2 separate regions of the Homo sapiens genome follow, and region 1 is linked to region 2. Evidence: read pairs that join two places in POLR2A ChIA-PET (ENCODE). Cell type or tissue: IMR-90. All regions are shown on one strand. Each heading gives the region's core, and the rest is flanking DNA. Links, peaks and the distances in the headings are about the cores only. Region 1 has its middle 55 kb from the start of ANXA2. Region 2 has its middle 4.6 kb from the start of ANXA2.

Region 1 (5,379 bases), core at 316-5,315, 59 kb before region 2:
CTGTCCCTATTGTGCAAACACTCCTCCAAGAGGGAACTGAGCAGAGCAGGACAGGGAATGACAGGAGGGGTTCTGGGGCATGGGGAGAAGGGTGATGCAAGAACAGGGCTTCCAAGTAGCTGGGAGATGAGGTCAGCTCCCGGGGCATAGCAGTCTCAGCCCCAACATGACCGGGGTTATGAGAGGGGGAAAAAGCATGAGCCCCAGGCACAGCTCACCCCTTCCCCGAGGGGTAAGGAGGCCAACAGAGTCTCGGGAGCAGCAGGAGGCGCAGCTGAGTCAACATTCCATGCCCAGGCCGGGATGAAATGAGGGAGGGCCAGGACTGAATTTCTATGTGGAGTTCTGGAGGCCTTGGCCAAAGGAAGAAATAAACAACACACAGGCTAGGAAGAAGGCTAACATACCTTACCTTACTCTGTGTCTGTCACTATGAGAAGCCAGGTGTCAATTACATGGAAACCTCATATTACAACAGAAATGGCTGCCCCCCCTCCCACGCTAGTGCACACCTGTAGTCCCAGCGACTCAGGAGGCTGAGTGGGGAGGATCATTTGGGACCAGGAGTTTGAGGCTGCAGTGCACTGTGATCATGCCTGTGAATAGCCACTGCACTCCCTCCTGGGCAATACAGCAAGACTGTGTCTCTAAGGAAGAAGAAAAACAGAACTGGCAATTATGTCACTAAAGAGCTGAAAAGTTTTGATTCTACTACCTCTTTCTTTGCTTCATCTATGCTCTGAAATCATTTTCTGTGATTTCTTTGTTTTCACAGCAGTTCAAAATACAATATCTGGGTGCAAACTTCATTTTCCTTTCCTCGTTTTATGACTCTGATGGGAACCTGTGTTCCCTACTGATACATAAAATTGCATTAACTTAGGCTCTTCAAAGCACAAAGTTAGCTCTAAATTATGGGGCCCTGAGGTGTCTGAAATACTTACTATGATTTGTCTGGGAAACATATTGTAGGTATAAAAAGTCAAAAAGAAAACAAAGTCAGGGGGTACCCATAAAAAGATTCCCTTCCAGCTTCCCATCGTGGGATGTGGGCTGTTCTGGTAATGCGAGAAGAAATGGTGTCAAATCAGACTGAGATTGGAAAATAGGCTTTGACATTGAGCAGGACCTCATTCCCCATTCCCAGGCCCAGTCAAGAAGACTTTTCCAGGGGTACCCAATACTGCTGTGGTCAGTTTTTGATCTCCTGCAAACACTCGACTTCCCAATCAGCGGTCAGACACTCCAGGTGATATATGGGGGCTGGGCACCATTTCCCATCACCTGGGAACTTCCTCTTTCCATCTCTGGAAACCCAGCTCTCCCAGGGAAAGGCTGTTTGCTTCTCTCTTTCACCCCACAGCCCACTCCTTTGAGATAATCCAGGTATATATCCTGGATTGAACTAGACATTGAAAAACCAAAAGCCACCTTAACTCTCCCATGGGGCGAGGAAGGCCTGACTGTGGCTGCCTAAACACCAACTCCTCTTTGAGAAGGGGGAGGAAAAACTGCCTCTTGTTCTTTCTGATGAGCTTTCTGTCAAGGAAACAAGAGCTGATTCCCAAATGGGTCATCTTGCCAATTATATTAATAGCAATCCGTTCCAACTGGGGTTTCAGGTGATTTCCGTTTTCTTCTTCACACTTTTCTGTGTTTTCCAACTTTCTGCAATGATTATATAATCCTCTTTTAAGAAAACCATACCAAAAAAACAACAACCAAAAAATCCAGCTTTATGGATTGCCTCCTCATGCCTGTAATCCCAGCACTTTGGGAGGCCGAGGTGGGTGGATCACTTGAACTCTGGAGTTCGACACCAGTCTGGGCAACATGGCAAAACTCCATCTCCACGAAGAAATACAAAAATTATCTAGGTGTGGTGGTATGCACCTGTAGTCCCAGCAACTCAGGGGACTGAGGCAGGGACAGCTTGAGCCTAGGAGGTCAAGGCTGCAGTGAGCCATGTCCACACCACTGCACTCCAGCCTGGGTGACAAAGCAAGGATTTGTCAAAAAAAAAAAAAAAAAAAAGAACAAAACAAAAAAGGATTGCCGCCCCTAGAAACTTTCCAGGTGGTTCTCTTGGATGCAATCAGCTACTCTCAACCCCCAAGTGCCTGTGCTTTTCCCAATCACAGCCCTTGTCATTCTGCTTGGCTGGCTTTGCCTTGCTCTTACTCTCTCTTATCTCCATATCCCTAGTGCTTTGTTCAGGGACCAGCACATAGGAGGTGTGTCTATTGAATAAATGAAGTCAATGAATGAATACATGGATGACTGAGGACCAATATTACCTGCAGAACTATAGACTTTAACAAATCTTCATAGTCATATATCAGCTCATGTCTATTCAGACAAAGGCAATTCATTGAGACCAAGATGGTTCTCCAAAACCCAAGACTCCATGGTAAAATTTGAAATCTGGCGATCTCGGAGTAACAAAGGCTTGTTTCAAACATTTCTCTGTTCCTAATCCAAACTCCTTGTTATTTCTTGGATTAATTAATCTTTAGACATTTACTTGAAAGCATAATTGCCTTGGGCTATACATTAGTTCATTCTCACATTGCTATAAAGATACTACCCGAGACTGGGTAATTTATAAAGAAAAGAGATTTAATTGACTCACTGTTCTACATGGCTGGGTAGGCCTCAGGAAGCTACAATCACGGCAGAAGGTGAAGGGGAAGCATGGACCCTCTTCACATGGCAGTAGGAGAGAGACGTGCAAGCAGGGGAAATGCCAGACAGTTGTAAAACCATCAGATCTCATGAGAACTCAGTCACAGGAAGAGCATGGGGGAAACCCACCCCTGTGATCCAATCACCTCCTTCCCTCCACACGTGGCGATTACAATTGGAGATGAGATCTGGCTGAGGACACAGAGCCAAGCTGTATCAGGCTGTAATGGATTACAGCTGAGAAAGTTCCAATTTGTCCTCACCAACTGTTTAAAAACATCAGCCACCCTCACAGCCAGGTTCCAGTGGCATTACATGTTTTTTCTGGTTTGTTTCTTATTAGTAGAGACCTGGTGGTTCAACTACAGGTCAGCAAGGGGGTCAGGGGTGTGTTGGAGGAGGGCCACGATCATCCCTAAATATTTAGCTCATTTCCTTCACTGATTTTAGGGGCACAAGAAAGTCCTCTTGTACCCCAACCATTCATTTCCTAACTCTTCTCATGCCTGTACTAGGAGGACAAAACTTCCATTCCAAGATAGAAGATAGGGTGGGTCCTGCAGACTCATCCCAGGGAAAAGGACATGGGCTAACAGCCATACCAAGGAGTAGCTGGGAGATGCCCTTCCCAGAGCAGTAAGGAGGCCACCAGAGTCCTGGGAGCAGCAGGAGGCACAGCTGTCCTACAGACCCTGTAAGGAGACCAGGAAGACTTAAGTCTACCTTTGACTCCCTCCCAATTTTGCCCAGAGCTTGCCTAGCTTTTGCACCGAATGCAGGCTATTTAAAGCTGGAATTGTTGAGTTTGGATTTCTGTCAGGGATTTCTATCTGGTTCCCTCTCCTCTAACATTCTACTGCGAGGAACAAGACCGAGAGGCCTGATTAGGGACACAGAGCTGGGAACAGCACAAATGCAAAAGAGGACTGGCAAAGTGTTTTTGTTTCAGGGGAAAGTGTTTTTGTTTCAGGAAACCTGCTGACATAGGGAATGCTTCTGTTTTTCTGCAGAAATGCTGCCTTCAGTGGACAAAATTCAGCCACAATCAAGCTAATTGAGTGCACAAATGTAATATTTTTCCAGGGCACCTCCAATTTAATGCTTGATGAAATTGTGTCTTTCGCATATATTTACAAAAGCTTTTCTTCATCCAGAAATGTCTGTTAAAATTGCTTATAGATGCTGAGATAGCAAATCACTCTTCTAATGTAATGAGGTAAGTCATCTCTATAAACTTTGCTTGCTCAAATGTACTCGCGTAAAAGAAATCGGGCTACAAGCTTTTCTCAATAAATAGAATGAACAACTAGAACTTGATGGCTGTAGCATGTTCTGCCTCACTGCTAAGGGATGTTTAAAATTGCTCGCACTCTCTCTCCTCGCTCTTGCAGCAGAGTTTTCATTTTGGTAGTTGATGGAAAAAGGAGGTCAAATAAACCGATGTGGATAAGAAGCCAAAGCCGTTTGTCAAAACACAGGGAGAGGACTGGAGACGGGAGTCATTTAAAAACTAAAAATTGATTTAAAAGATTTCTGTCCTCAAATCATTTGTCTTGCTAAATGTAGCCATTTTGTGAGCCTGGTTTTCCCTGCTGTAGCTATATTTACTAATAGTTTATACCATGGGAACTTCACATACTGGGGAAGATTCATATATACAGCCATTTGTGCATAGCCCAGTAAAACTGGTCTGAAGATCAAGTCCATGGAGAAGTCAAGACCTTTCGGGGTTCACCCATTTGTTTCTCAATAAGATTTGCCTTCTAACTTTTTTAACTGGAAGGGCAACTCTGTAGCAAAAGGCGGAAAAGACCATCTCACACACACCTAGGTCACAATACAGGGCTGTCATGTATGGCTGCACAGGTTGTGCACTGCACAACACCAAGGGAGGTATCATTCACATAGACTACAACAGGATGAGTGTTCTCTGGGGTTGTGCAACATGATGGCTCTGCCCAGCCCCACCAAGGCAGGGAGAAAAAAATCATGTTCTTGATCACAGTGTTACAGTACAATAAGTTTTCATAGCTACATTGCATCAATTACCTTTTATTCCTCAAAGAATAAAATCAAAGTTCTTGTTACCAACTCACAGCCTGCCAGGTACCCTTTTCCTTCTCTTTGCAAAGTAAAATTTCTGGGGAGAATAAGTCAAACCTCCAGATGGTTCTCTTTATTCATGAAACAGTTTGGACAGCTTGACTGAAGAGGACAGGCTGAAATCCAGAAGAAAATGGGACCAAAATTCAAGTGCCCTGGCTGTGAGTTTTGGAAAACACTGGACTGCCATTGCTTTGTATAGAGGAAAAACAGTAGACAGTGTTTGAAACAGTTCTCCAAGCGCCTTTCCTATGTTGGCCTGCCCTTTCAACTTTCCCACATACCTGTTGGCCACACCAGTGGCCAGACTGTCCTGGGCACAGTGGGAGCGTAAGTTTCCCCATATTCACCCCATGGCCTTGTCTGCTCCACACCACTGCTCCCTTTGCAGCCTGAAACACACGTATGATTGAGAGGTAACAATGCCTAAATGTTCACTGATCTGAAACACTGCTCCTGACAGTCTCTGCCCAGCCCTATCAATTCTGAGTTCAGTATAATTTGGGGTTAATGAGAAAGGTCCTGCTTCTTAGGCAGTTCCTTGAACTCTGCCCAAGCACACAGAACAGTATATTCTGTGATTTGGGGCAT
Region 2 (5,379 bases), core at 57-5,056:
GGTTCCACAGTCTCTTACTCCTAATCGTGCTGTGATAGGCCCTTTACAGAAGATAAAATTTAATTCAAATCATGTGGAATATATAAAAGCCATCAAATGTCCAAAAGAGTTTTGTGCTCATCTTGGGCATGCCACAAATTCTAACTTCTATAGATTTGTACAATCACCAGTCTTTGCATCATGCTAAAGAAATGTGCACTGATGTTATCATAAAAATGAAGCTATTAGAAGTCATAGTTTGCTATTTCTGAGGAATGTGAGGCCAGTTCTTCCAGTATAAAAGATCTTTTATTAGTCAGAAGACTCTATTTTCCCCCCTGGTTGAGGAGAATGTTTACATCAGCCCTCAGATTGTCTGCTGTTGTCCATATTGCTCTCTAAGTGCTTGACTTTGTTTTGTTCACACTTCATCTGCTGCACTCAACACCTACTAGCGCCTAGCTAGCAATGATAGGCACTCACTAAATGTGATAGAATGATAAAATACAATTATTCACTGAATAATAGAATGTTAAAGCAGGGAGGGACCCTAGAGATTAAATTGCCCTATCCTTGATTTTTACTATTATTATTCTTATATCTTTTAGTTGAGATCTCACACTGTCACCCAGGCTGGAACGCATGGCATGATTAGGGCTCACCGCAGCCTTGACTGCGGAGGCTCAAGAAATCCTCTCCTCTCAGCCTCTTGAGTAGCTGGGACCACAGGCCCACGCCACCAAGCCTGGCTAATTTTTCTATTATTTGTAGAGACGACAAAGTCTTGCTATGCTGCTCAGGCTGGTCCCGAACTTCTGGGCTCAAGTGATCTGCCTACCTTAGCCTCCCAAAGTTCTAGGATTACAGGCGTGAATTACTATACCCGGCTCTTGATTTTTACATATGAAGAAATTGGAGTCCAAATAAAATCTCCTGCCCAGTCCAGGGATTAAATAATGCACCCAAGGCCCTCGTATCAGTTACCTTTGCAGTATAACAAATTATCCCCATAAACTTAGTGGTTAAACATAACCATTTACTTGCTTGTAATTCTGCAATTTAAGCAGGACACCCAGTGGGGACAGCTTGGTGCTCCTCCACAGCATGTTGGGTTGGGTAGCTTAGTTGGGGTTGGAAGATTGAAAGCAGCTTCATTCGTCTGGCGCCTGAGCTGGGATTGCTAGAATGACAAAGAGCAGGCTGGGCCTTTCTCTTCCTTGGTCTTACATCCTCCAGGTTCTCCTCTTTTGCTACACCACGGTAGTCATGGCAGCCAGCCTTCTAGAAGCAAAAGCTGAAGCTGCCAGGCCTCTTGGCTCACAGGCTGTGCAAAAACAAGCAATAGGCTGGATTTGCCCTATGGGCTGTAGTTTGCTGATCCTTGTTTTAATCCATTGCCCTACTCAAGTTTTTGGTTTTGCCCTCTGATATCTAGGCTCCTCCCTTTAAGATGTATTTCCTTTTCTTAAGAATGGCCCAGGCCAGGCATGGTGGCTCACGCCTGTAATCCCAGCACTTTGGGAGGCTGAGGAGGGCAGGTCATGAGGTCAGGAGATCAAGACCAGCCTGACCAACATGGTGAAACCTCATTTCTACTAAAAATACAAAAAATTAAGCTGGGCGTGGTGGCGGGCGCCTGTAGTCCCAGCTACTCGGGAGGCTGAGCAGCAGGAGAATGGCTTGAACCCAGGAGGGGGAGGTTGCAGTGAGCTGAGATCGCACCACTGCACTCCAGCATGGGTGACAGAGCGAGACTCCGTCTCAAGAAAAAAAAAAAAAAAAAGAATGGCCCATATTTGTAGCTGAGCAGTTCTCTCAGTCTGCTTCATTCATGCCAGGAGAAACTGAAAGGTCTAGAAACTTCTTTTCATTTTGCACTTTTTCTGGTTTAAGCTGGCAGTTGTTTCATTAATACAAGTATCTTAAAAACCATGTAGATTTTCCATATCTTATTAAGGTTCACACCATGCTCCAAGATTTATATACAATTTTCTCAAAAACTTTATTTATATAAATCTTGCTGAGGTTTAATTCCATGTTCCAAGATTCACATTCATTTTTTTTTTTTTAAATAGATCTCTCTCTACTTTACATGTCAGGCTGCAGTGGGACAATGCACTTAAGATTCTTAGAAGCCCTGAGATCGTCTTCGAAGTACCACATTAAATCTTTCTTGGAGTCTTTAAAAAGAAGTTTTTGCCGGGCGTGGTGGCTCACACCTGTAATCCCAGCACTTCGGAAGGCCAAGGCGGGTGGATCACAAGGTCAAGAGATTCAGACCATCCTGGCCAACATGGTGAAACCCTGTCTCTACTAAAAATACAAAAATTAGCTGGGCTTGGTAGCGCGTGCCTGTAATCTCAGCTACTCAGAAGGCTGAGGGAGGAGAATCGCTTGAACCTGGGAGGCGGAGGTTGCAGTGAGCCAGGATTATGCCACTGCATTCCAGCCTGGCAACAGAGTGAGACTCCGTCTCAAAAAAAAAAAAAAAGATTAAAAAATGTATAAAGAATGTCTGGTATATTGTAGGTGATGAAAAAAGCCATAGTTATTTCATTGGCTTTTTTAGTCTTTGCAGCAGCTGGCCTTGCTGAACGCATAGTAAGACCTCAATAAATCCTTGTTGAATTCACGTGTCATGACCCAAACCACACAGAGTACTCTTGGTATGGACAAACCACAATGTCTATTTTGTTTGGAGGCATTTCCAGGGAAAAATCTGCAGTGACTTCAATGTCTCTTTCTCAGCTGTAACAGACATTTTTGACCTCAGTTCATTCTCTGAGACAGCCAGAATTCTCTTTCTGAGACATAATTCTGATTATATGACCCCTCTCCAGAAACTCTTCCCAGCAGGGCTCTGACCTACCTGGGCAGCCTCATTCCCCCACATCTTCACTCTTCACCGCTCCATGTGCCACTGCTGGACAGGCCAGGCTCATTCATGCTTTGTACCTTCCTCCATCCTGTTTTCCTGCTGGAATGCCCTTTCCTGCTTTCCTCAGTGGTGAACTTTGCCTCATCCATCAAGCCTCAGAGTAAATATTATTTTCTACTGCAGAGCAAAGGCTTTCCCAAGCCCTTCAGGCAGATTTGACTACTTCTCTTGGCATTTTAAAAATATACCTCTCCTCTTGCAATTGTCACCTCGCATTGTTATTTTTTAATTTGTTGGTCTCAGCAACTAGGCAGGAGCTTCTTGGGGACAGGCATTTGGATGTTTCCTCTTTGCATTGACATTATCTTACCCAGTACCTGTTACTATCAGATTTTTCTCCATAAACGCATTACCTTGCCTTTGTTCATACTTAAACTCACCTGGCAAAAATTAAAATGTATAGTATTCAGTGTGGTGAAAATGGGCAAAATGGGAATTCTCAGACATTATCGGTGGGAGGGCAATTTGTCAGTATCTATCAATACTTAAAATACTCATGCCCTTTGATGCAGTGATGTTGCTTCAAGAAAGCTATCTTGAAGAGAGAGCTCTACGTGACCATAACAATATATGTATAAGGACATTTATATCAGCATTTTAAGATTGAAACACCCTAGGTGGCCATCAATGAGGCTAAATTAAATTAATTTTAGAGTATGTGTTCAGTGGAATGAAGCTGCTGAAAGGAATGGAGTAGATCAACATGTTCTGACATGGACAGATTTCCAAAATATAGTGCTAAATGAAAGAACAAGCAGAATGTAAGTGCAAAACTGTGTCTTGCTGGATTGCTAAGTTACGATATGATGTATAAAACATTATGAAAACTGATTTGGCTACAGATGCCCACTCTGTCAAGATCATTCCTATATTAACCCACTGGAATATTGGGATGCTTCCTGAGGTGTAAGCATCTTATTCTTAACTCAGCACATTTTACTGCATTTATACATTGGCATGTCAGAGAATGAATATTTCAAACCCTATCAGCCTATTGTTTCTTCCAACAGCATTTTTCCATCTAATTTTGTAGAAAATACAAATATTTAGCTGCTAAGTGTCTGTTATCAATAGAAAAAAAACCCTAATTCTGCAATACAATACGTATTTCTTAGCCATAGAGCCTATTCAAAATAGGACAGTATTTTTCATGAAATAAAATATTTTGAGTGAACATGAAAACACACAAAAACATAGCTGCATTTTGAATGTTTTTATCTTCATTAAGTGTCTATTGAAAGTATTTTGGGTGTTTTGAATTTTTTTTAACTTTGAATTAGTCTTCAAAGTTAAAAAATGGAATTAGTCTTCAAAGTTAAAAAATTCAAAACACCCAAAATACATTCAGTAGACCCTTAATAAAGATAAAAGCATTCAAAATGCAGCTATGTTTTTGTGTGTTTTCATATTCACTCAAAATATTTTATTTCATGAAAAATACTGTCCTAACTGCTTGGGAGACTGAGGCAGGAGAATCGCTTGAACCCGGGAGGCGGAGGTTGCGGTGAGCCGAGATTGCGCCACTGCACTCCAGCCTGGGCAACAAGAGCGAAAAACTCCGTCTCAAAAAAAAAAAAAAGTCTCCTTTTTTTCCAGCCCCGGCCCCAGACGCTACAGCCGCCGAAATGTTGATGCCTAAGAAGAACCGGATTGCCATTTATGAACTCCTTTTTAAGGAGGGAGCCATGGTGGCCAAGAAGGATGTCTACACGCCTAAGCAGCCAGAGTTGGCAGACAAGAATGTGCCCAACCTTCATGTCATGAAGGCCATGCAGTCTCTCAAGTCCCGAGGCTACATGAAGGAACAGTTTGCCTGGAGACATTTCTACTGGTACCTTACCAATGAGGGTATCCACCATCTCCGTGATTACCTTCATCTGCCCCCGGAGATTGTGCCTGCCACCCTATGCCACAGCCGTCCAGAGACTGGCAGGCCTCGGCCTAAAGGTCTGGAGGGTGAGTGACCTGCAAGACTCACAAGAGGGGAAGCCAACAGGGATACCTACAGATGGAATGCTGTGCTCCCTGGTGCTGACAAGAAAGCCGATGCTGGGAGTGGGTCAGCAACCGAATTCCAGTTTAGAGGCAGATTTGGTCGTGGACATGGTCAGCCATCTCAGTAAAATTGGAGAGGATTATTTTGCATTGAATAAACTTACAGCCAAAAAAAAAAAAGTCAAACAGAATAATATGACTAAATTGATTCTATTTATGTTAATATTTATGTGTATTCACACATTTATGTGTATATTCATATATGTCTGCATAAGTAGGTTCATGTAAGCACATATGTAAATATATGGAAGTATGTACACCAAAGTGATATTGGTCAGCTTTGGGAAAAGTATTTGTTCAGGAGAGTGTTCACCTTTACTACATATGCTTGTTTGCATTGTTTGATTTTTGTTAACAGTTAATAGAGACACCTTCTATAGTTTTAAAAAGAGTTGAAAAAAAAAAGA

Evidence for each region. Peaks named below come from ENCODE experiments on the same cell type or tissue, not always from the same donor. Only the 100,000 strongest peaks of a DNase experiment are listed, where the experiment ranks them.
Region 1: POLR2A ChIA-PET joins it to region 2 with 13 read pairs; 12 of 35 experiments call an interaction of 5 or more read pairs at or near these places.

What each region holds. Positions count from the first base shown.
Region 1 is chr15:60,340,587-60,345,965 of GRCh38, forward strand. No RefSeq gene overlaps it. Among named protein-coding and RNA genes, the nearest start is that of ANXA2, 55 kb to the right of the region's middle. In IMR-90, for the core only: no CTCF peak of the experiment used is centred there; no DNase peak of the experiment used is centred there.
Region 2 is chr15:60,399,921-60,405,299 of GRCh38, forward strand. It overlaps the pseudogene RPS10P22. Among named protein-coding and RNA genes, the nearest start is that of ANXA2, 4.6 kb to the left of the region's middle. In IMR-90, for the core only: no CTCF peak of the experiment used is centred there; DNase peaks (open chromatin) are centred at 231, 2,621 and 2,981; H3K27ac peaks cover 1,076 bases.